Linked DNA regions of Mus musculus: region 1 is linked to region 2. Evidence: chromatin loops called from intact Hi-C (ENCODE). Cell type or tissue: left cerebral cortex. All regions are shown on one strand. Links, peaks and the distances in the headings refer to the core of each region. The heading gives the core; the rest is flanking DNA. Region 1 holds the start of Slc35f1 (solute carrier family 35, member F1). Region 2 has its middle 60 kb from the start of Gm36065.

What was found. Peaks named below come from ENCODE experiments on the same cell type or tissue, not always from the same donor. Only the 100,000 strongest peaks of a DNase experiment are listed, where the experiment ranks them.
Region 1: it touches region 2 in a loop (2.5-fold over the local background); 9 of 42 quality-filtered maps call a loop at or near these places.

Annotation. Positions count from the first base shown.
Region 1 is chr10:52,688,489-52,692,883 of GRCm38, forward strand. Slc35f1 (solute carrier family 35, member F1) reads left to right here and starts at 2,013. Exons shown (of 8, transcript NM_178675.4): 1 at 2,013-2,681. The coding sequence starts at 2,509. In left cerebral cortex, for the core only: a CTCF peak has its summit at 1,923 (motif pointing left); DNase peaks (open chromatin) are centred at 2,055, 2,669 and 2,833; H3K4me3 peaks cover 2,345 bases; H3K27ac peaks cover 1,594 bases.
Region 2 is chr10:52,531,698-52,536,092 of GRCm38, forward strand. No RefSeq gene overlaps it. Among named protein-coding and RNA genes, the nearest start is that of Gm36065, 60 kb to the right of the region's middle. In left cerebral cortex, for the core only: a CTCF peak has its summit at 2,369 (motif pointing right); a DNase peak (open chromatin) is centred at 2,376.

The DNA of each region.
Region 1 (4,395 bases), core at 75-4,074, 160 kb after region 2:
AGGGGCTTAAACAGGGCAGGAGCCTGGAAGCAGGGGCTAACACAGAGGCCATGTAGGGGTCATGCTTACTGAGTTGATCTTCATGGCTTGCTCGGCTTGCTGTCTTGTAAATCGCAGGACCACCAGCCAACAGGTAACACACCCACAATGGGTCAGGCCCTCCCACATTAACCACTAATTAAGAAAATGCTCTACAGGCTTGTATGCCCAATGTTATGAGGGTATTTTCTTATTTGAAGGTCCTTCCCCTAGGGTAACTCACGTGTTGAGTTGACATAAACTCGCCAGTACCAGCCCATATCCTATTTCCTCATCCGTGTTTTCTCCCTTCTTGACTCACTGGATATTTAGAACATTTGGATTTTGCAGTTCTTCTGGAAAAATGATCATATATATATATATATACATATACATGCAGGCTCAGAAGTGCAGTCAAAGGATTGAGTAGCAATATGCCAAAAACACTCAAAAGGAATCTAGCCAAACATGAGGAGGAGGGCACTGAAGCAACCAGTCATTTAAGGGAGACACTTGAAATGACAATGAATGCTCTTTTAATAGAGATATTCTTACTGAGATTTGCTGCCAGGTCCAGCTGAAGTGAATTTTACTCATGTCTGCTATATTTGGTCATTTCCCAAGGGCAAACTCATTGCAATCTATTGGAATTTTAATATTCCCAAGGTTACAAGCCTTGTTCTTGTTTGTAGTAATTCTTTCACCTGTCCTGAAAATCTGGGGTGAATATTCTAGAATGAAAAGTCACTAAAGAAGGCATGGGGTGATGTTCTAATTATAAAATGGAAAGTGTTCCAAGCTGGGTAGAATTTTGTAGAAAGGGGCCCTGGGGACAGTTCAGGTAGAAACTGGGTTTGACAGATACTTAAATATAGACAGGAGAAGTTTTGTACATTTCTGTCTATCCAATTTTTTTAATGACAAGAACCCCTATTATGATACAAAGGACTGGCTTCTTTTTGTCCCACCCACTGCTCTTTTGTCCCTCTTTTCCCTGTTTTGAGAATACATCGTCTACTTTTGAATGTTATTTTTCTCTGAACATCCTAAACAGATGTTTTCATTTGCTAGTCTTTAGAGCATTTGGATTTAGTGGCAGTATCAATGTGCTTTCGTGTGAACAAATATACCTGTTAAACTTACTCAATAGGATCAATTCCCTATTCTGCAGTGAAGTGGGCAAAACTTAAATGCATATCATTCTTGTGGCAAGATCCTTGCCCAGGCAATCTAGATTAAGAGGCATCTGAAAAAATTTCCAGAGTCAATAACTATTTGAAATGCAGATCAATAGGTATAAGGAATGTCTGGGATAAGGTCCATTGGGCAGAAAGTGGGCTATGATTTCAGGAGCTAACAAAGTTATTTGTTTGACAGCTGGAGGACCTTGAGGGAGCCATCAGGCCCTCTTGATGGGTAATTTACTTCATTTAACTCTTACAATGCCATGGGCAACTCAGGAGTAGCCTTGTCCTAGAATTTAAAAAAAAAAAACTTTCTAGGATCTCTGTTATTTTCACTTTCCTTCCACAGTGCTCTGTTGCCTAAATGGAGTTGTTTTGGGATGACTTAGTTTGCTTTTCCCAATTCCCAGCATGCATTTTTAGTGAGAAACTGTTTTACTTCCTTTTTCCTCCAGGTCCATTCTAGATGAGCATAGTTGTGATATTTAGGGTGCTTAATTTGTAGCCTGGACCAACAAACTGTCTCTGGGTTGTGCCTCTGTCCCGGGCCCATGGTGCTGGATTCTGCAGAGCCTCCGCAGAAGCAAGAGGAATCCTCCCCAATTTCACAGGGAGGATGTATCCACTACTGCACTTAAAAGACAAAAGTACCCACCACCAATCACAGCATCCTAGACCAGGGGCCTCTTTGGATGCCAGGAGGAGGGTTGGGGACACCAAGGCACCTCCGGAGCGCCCTCTGGCGGGGAGCAGAGCGTTCATCCCACCCCCACCCCCCTCTGCCGGCGCGGCGCCCCCGCCCGGCGCTCCAGGTTCACTCTTGGTTTCTCACTCCGTGAGACACAGACGGCAGCTTTCTAAGCGAACCCGGCGCCAGCTGAAGCGGCGCCACCACAACTGCCACAGCCAGGACAAGCCCTAGGCACTGGGAGAGAAGACGAAACCCGGCAGCCCCGTTCCTCTCTCTGCACGGTCCTTGCAGTGGACCCGGCAGCTCCGGGTCCCCGCCGACCCCCTTTGCAGCCACTTGGCGGGGTGTGCCAGGACTTGGTTGCAGCTCCGGCGGGAGGTGGCAGCGGCCCGGAGAGAGGGTGTGCAGCCAGGACTGGGTAGCAACCCGAGAGCACTGGGCTGGGAGGAGGCGGCCGGAGCCCGCCGGTGTCTCCCGCTTCGTCGCTTCGCAAGCGGCACCGCCTCCCCGGGCCGGGGCCGCTTGGCCGGGTCCTCTGCTTGTTCCCGGGCCCGGAGCCCGCGCACTATGTGCGGGGCAGCGTTCTGATAGCCATCCACCTCCGCCTCCGCCGCGATGATTCCCCCCGAGCCTCCGCAGCCCCAACTGCAGCCACCACCTCCACCGGCCCCGCCGAACCATGTGGTGACCACCATCGAGAACCTGCCAGCTGAGGGCAGCGGCGGCGTGAGCCTGTCCGCCTCCTCCCGGGCTAGCATGCGCCAGAGGATCCGCAAAGTGCTGAACAGGTGAGCACAGGCTCCCAGTGGGGACACCAGGGACAGGCACTGCAGGCGCCTAGCCCGCGGACCCCTTTCTCCCCATCCGACGTGTCCCCGAGGTCCTTTGGCACTGGGTCCTAGCCAGGGGAGAGAGCCAGGGCTCGCTCTCTTTCCCTGCGCTCTCAGAGAGGCCGCGACAGCTTTGTCCTGACGCTGGGATCCCCCAGTGGTCGGGCTGCAGGCAGGTCCGGAGAGCGAGTTGGAGAAAGGCGGGGTTGTTCTACCTGCAGATGCCCTGTGTGTGTCCATGCTCACGCCTCGCATCCTCACGTTGTATCACTTCCCCTTTGCACTCTTATCCCAGCTTTGCGCTTTGGGGACACCCCCACCCCACCCCAACATGGCCCGGGCGGAGGCGGGAAGGCCCCGGGCTGCGGTGATGGCGTGGAAGTCGCCAACCTCACGCTGTCTTTCGCTCCGCCCTGGTGGCACTGATTCCCCTCCCCAGGGGCATAAGGTGAGGATACCCCCACCCCCAACCCCAGACAGAAGGGGAAACACTTCTGCCTGACATTTCACTCGCTGTGCAGACTCTTGATGGCTTTTGGAGTAAGAAAAAGAGGCTAGAGGCCTGGGCCAGACCTGAACAAAGTGCAAGATCTTGCTAGAAGGGTGTGTGAGAATCAGGTGCCTAGTTACTCTGCTTCACACTGCCCTGGTCTCTCTGCTGGAATCTACGTAGTGGGTTATTAAGGACAGACATGTTTTAGGACGAGGGTACTATTGACAAGAAAGTAGAATTTCCTGTAGTACCCTCATTCAGCTCTGATGTGAAAGGGAGTTTTGCTACTTAACTAACTTAAATGATTGACGAGCTGATAGACAAAATCCACACAGCCAGTTGTGAGAGTGTGTCGTTTTCAGGGTTTCTGTAGGGTAACCCTTCCGATCTTATTATTCATACAGGTTTCTGTGTGGTACCGTTTTCTGGTAACAGTGATTCCCTGATCACTCACTTGAAACTGTTTGGGTCATAAAGCTTTGCTGAGAGTACAAATATATGTAAAGAAATAACTTGAAAATATTTTTATTTGGTGGGAATGGTTGCATACAATTCAAAAATTCCTTGTTACGATCTAATGATCAACAATAACTTATTTATAGGCATTTCTACTACCAAACAAGAGTTCACTCTTCAGTGAGACATAAATTGGCAATAGAAAGTCCAGTTTTTACCTTATCATTTGTAGCTTTGGCTAACACACCCCCAAATATCGCATTTAAAAAGACGATTTTAAAATGATAAAAAGCAAAAGAAATAGGGAAGATAGTGTGTGTGTACTCTGTGAATACTTGCCATTTTAAAGTCGCAATATTTTAAACAGAATACAGTCTTAACTATTAAATTATTATTTTTCTCATCAAAGTAGAAAACACCAATGCTATCATTCACTTGTTATTTTTGAGGTCATTCTGCATATATAATGAATCCTATTGCCAGGAATGAATAACTGACAGAGGTAGGTTTGAAGGGACTTGGGCACTCCTTTGCCTCTACCTAGCCACAGGGCTTGCAGCAGAGACATTTATCTTCTCTGGTCTTAGGCTCTTCATCTGTGGAATGTGTTTAGTGACACCTGTCTGAACTCTCTATCATATCATGCTTTTAAGAATTAGATAAAACTGAAAAACTAAACTGTGGAAAACGGAAAGTTTTAAATATCTTTTATTCAGCCCAGTT
Region 2 (4,395 bases), core at 145-4,144:
AAATAGCATATGAGATTTGGGGGCTCCTCTCTAGTTCTGGAAGTGAGAGGCAGAAGCATGTGGATAGGGGCATGCCAATGGTGATGGCTCTCGCCATTTTCCATGATGGGACATAGCTTAGTATTTAGCTTAGATTAGGGTGGTGTATATTTAGAGGAATGAGACCACTTGGTATGTGTGGTTTCTCTTGCCTCCTAATTGCTTCCAGAAATAGACATCTCACTATAGACATACTCTACATTTCATCAAGATTACATCTTGTGCACTAGCTGGGCATTTTAAACAAAAAGAATAACATGGAAAACAGATTATTTGCCTTCCTGCTCTGTGGTCCCTCTGGCACGAGCAGAGCAGAGAATAGCACAATGTGTTTACTTTGAGTCTGATGGACGGGCCCACATTTCTCAGATGCCTTTAAATGGAAGACTCACTGGCCTGCTGTCCACAGAGTGCCTCTGACTGGGCTTTGGCCTGATGTACATCCACTCCGATGGGCAATATTTTGCTCCCAAGTACTGAGGAGGCCTTGTCATAACCTGTATCAAGAACCTTTCCTTCTGCCCCATACTGCCTTTTTCCTCTTTTGTCTACTGATGCTGATCCTTAACTCTTTGGATGTCTTTAGCACCTACTTTTCGATGGTTTCGCCTGCAACACTTCACTCGCTAGGCAACCACATCTCAAGCACAACTGTGATTTCTGTATATTCAGAGTGGAGGCTAAAGCAGGTATAACACTGGTAGGGTTGTGGAATTATGGATTCCAAAGAATTTGAGAATGCTTGCAAGGTGGTAGAAACTTTAGGGGGTGGGGTGTATCTAGAGGAATGAGATCACTTGGTATGTGTCTTTGAAGGTCATATCTGGTCCTTGACCCATTTCTCTTTCATGGCCTACCATTCATCATGAAGAACCTACTCTGTCATGGTCTCCTACTGTCATGACCAATACTGTACTACCCACTTTTGAGTGTAAGGTTGGAGGCCTAGGGATGAAAAGCTCTGAAACTAAGAGTTAAAAGATACAGTTTCTTTTCTAAGTTAAGTTCTTTGTGTCAGGTATTCTATCAAGATGTCAAAAAAGCTGACAGTGGGCTGAAGCAAGCACTGCCTGAGCACACTCACAAAGGATTAAGCAGAGCTGGGCTGCAGGGAATCGAACTCAAGACAAGAGAAGACAAAACAAAACAAAACAGTTGTCAATGAAGATGGATAACAGAGCATTAGCAACAAAGGGGAGCTTTTGGGAGCCATCAGAAGGCTTGACCCCCTGCCCCAAAGGATTCTGCAGGGTGTGACTCTAGTCCCAAAGGTTCTCCAAGAGCAACAAAGTCTCTCCCTAGGCATGAATCAGTTTAGTCAGTGTGGCTGGTTGCAAGGAAATCTCCCAGATACTATACTTTCCCTTTAGGGCTAACTCTGAGAGACAAGCCACAGACATCAAGCAGTGGAAAAGCAGAAAGTGGCACACAACAGAAGGAAGCAGCCAGCTTGGGGTCCTTTCTCAAACAGAAACTTGCATGAGTCATCACCTGGTGGTATTGGGTACTGGGTGCTAGGTGCTGGGTGATGCTTTCTTGAAGTCTACTGTTTCTTTCATAGCAACTGTTCTTGAATCTTGGAGTTGCTGGAAGGATTTTATTCTCAAGGAGAAAGGCTGTAGAGCTTTCTGAGGGTTTTATAGAAGGGATTTGTGGCACACACGCTATTTGCATAACAGAGCTGACAACAGCCCTGAGAGGTGGTGCTGAGAAAAAGTCTCTGAATGAGGCTGTGAGAACAGTAGTGATAAATACTATGGAGCCTGTGTTGCTAAATCGCCTGGTTCATGGGCTATGCTTAGTAGCTCTTTGATCTTGGGTATGTTATTTAAATCCCCTGAGTTGCTTTTCTTGTCTGAAAAATGGGAATAATAATAGAACCCACCCCATGGGACCACTGTAAGAATTAAATTGGCTAGCCTAAAACAAAGGCACAGAATAGCATAAGACACACAACTGATATTCTCATATACATTGCTATGGGCCAGGCTCTTTTGTTGAGTATTAAGTGAGCATGCAGAGGAGACCAAATGCTGGCTGATTCAGAGTTGAGAGTAAGCTAAAAAGCAGGTTAGACTGGTCTGTGACTGGAAGCCTAGAAAATGCAAGCTTCCTGTCTCTTGTCAGCTCTGCAGATTTCTTTTCAGAGAGTGTGATGCATGCTTTTCTGGTTGGTTGTATAGACACTGGCATCACTCTTACACAGGAATAGAAAAGTGCTGTTTTATTTTATATAGAGCAAACAAACAAACAAACAAACAAAAAACAACAATCAGTATTTCCAGAAGTAATGTCGAAGGTGGATTTTATGATCTCACCAGCAGGAGGCGCTGTTCCTATGCAAATCATGTAGAACAGGCAAATTCATTGTGCCCCAAACTGTTTAGCATCATTTGATAAAAATTTCTGGTCTGTTGTTGATACTTGTGAATTCCAGTGTTGGCTAATAAAAATTCTTTTTCAGTTCCTTGCCCACAACTTCAATCTGTATGATTGCAACGGGAAAAGAGTAGAAAGCCATCTCCTAGAAAACGAGATGTCTGTTGTTCAAGGTCTATGTGTGCAGTGGCTTCTAAATATTCAAAGCAGAATTTAAAACATGACATTTATAGAGAATTTCACACTTACTTTTTATATTAACGACATGTAATTTGTTTTTGTCATGATTTATACATAGCATTTAAAATCAATCAATTTTTCATCACATGCAATTGAGTTAAATAATAATCACGAAAAAACAAGGTCAAGATTGTGTTGTTATTTTATGTCACCAGTTTGTTGTTCTCTGCTGTGAATTTGTTCTCTTGGCATAGGAATAATCAGAAAATATGATTTTCTAGTACTTGCAAAGTAATTGAGTAAATCAGTAGAATGCCTCTGTTACAGGAATATGATAAAGTTATTAAGTTAAAAATATGGGGCCGATATTACCTTCCCAACGGAATATTCATATATTCAAGGTGTTATTTGAATGAAACAAAGGTGCATTTGTGTGTGTGTGTGTGTTTTAATATGCTTTTTACCTTTGTGACAATTTTTTTTTGAGTCATGAAAAAGTAACTGAAGTTAATGAATTATTCATCCATTGTACCATAATGATCTTTGTAAGAATGAAACAGTTTGAGTGGATTTGGTTAGTTCTCTTTTTCCAAAACCGATGCTTCCCTGGAAATCTCTAAAGGGGATTTTGCCTATTAAATTTGTATCTTGAAAACAGGTCTGCAGCCAACTTTCAATGGTCACAAATAAACCACCATCTTAGTCCATTTTGTGCTTTCATAACAGAATAGCTGAGACTAGGTCATTTGCAATGAACAAGATTTATTGGCTCACATTTCTGGAAGCTAAGAAGTCTACTATCAATATCTAAATTAGCATCAGGAAAGGCCTTCTGCTGCATTGCCCAATGGCAGATGTCAAAATGGAGAACAACCCAGAGTTAAACTCACATTTTCAGAATGATGCCTAACCTATCCGATTGTGGTCTAATCATCTCTTAACGGGTTCACTTGTTAATACTACTGTAGCCATTAGACTGCAGCATACGATTTGGGGAGGGCAATATTCAGAGCACAGCAGCCACCCTGCAAATTTAACTTTCTTGGCAGCTGCTTTTAGGTTTTGCCACACAGAGGGCAGAATGATGTTTGAATTTCCTCTAGTGAGAGAAGCGCTTGCAGTCTAGTTGTGTCTGAGTATTCTATGCTTCCACACGAGTTTCATAAGATGCAACAGGCAGCTATGCAGAGAGGAAAAAATACATTTTTCTTATCCTTTAAAAGTTTTATTCATTCCTTGAGATGAGAATGTGTCTATGTGTGTGTGTGTATGTATGTATGTATGTATGTATGTATGTATGTATATATTTATTTATCTATTTATTTATATTTAAAAAGGGCCACACCTTGTAACCCTGGATGGTCTGGAAGTCACTATGTATACCAGACTCACCCTGGACTCACAAAGACCCACCTCTGCTTTCCTAGTGTTAGGTTTTAAGGCTGTGCCACTATGCCCAGCCTTATAATATGCTTTTAAATGTCAGTCCAAGGAAATGTGATATGTGAAACTCCAAGCCTCGTACACATCAGATATCAAAACACTCACGTAGAAATGATAACCTTCATGGTGGACAGTCGACTGTAAGCAATGTACTTGTTCTAGAAACAACACCTACTGATTTTGTGATGCTAGTTAACATTGTATCTGTATTTAGTCAGTTTTTCATCACTGTGACAAAATGCTTGCTGTAAACGACTTAAAAGAATGAAACATTTGTTTTGGTTCATAATCTCAGAAACTCAGTCCTCATGGCCCCAATGGCTCTGTTGTCCTGGGCCACGATGAGGCAGAACA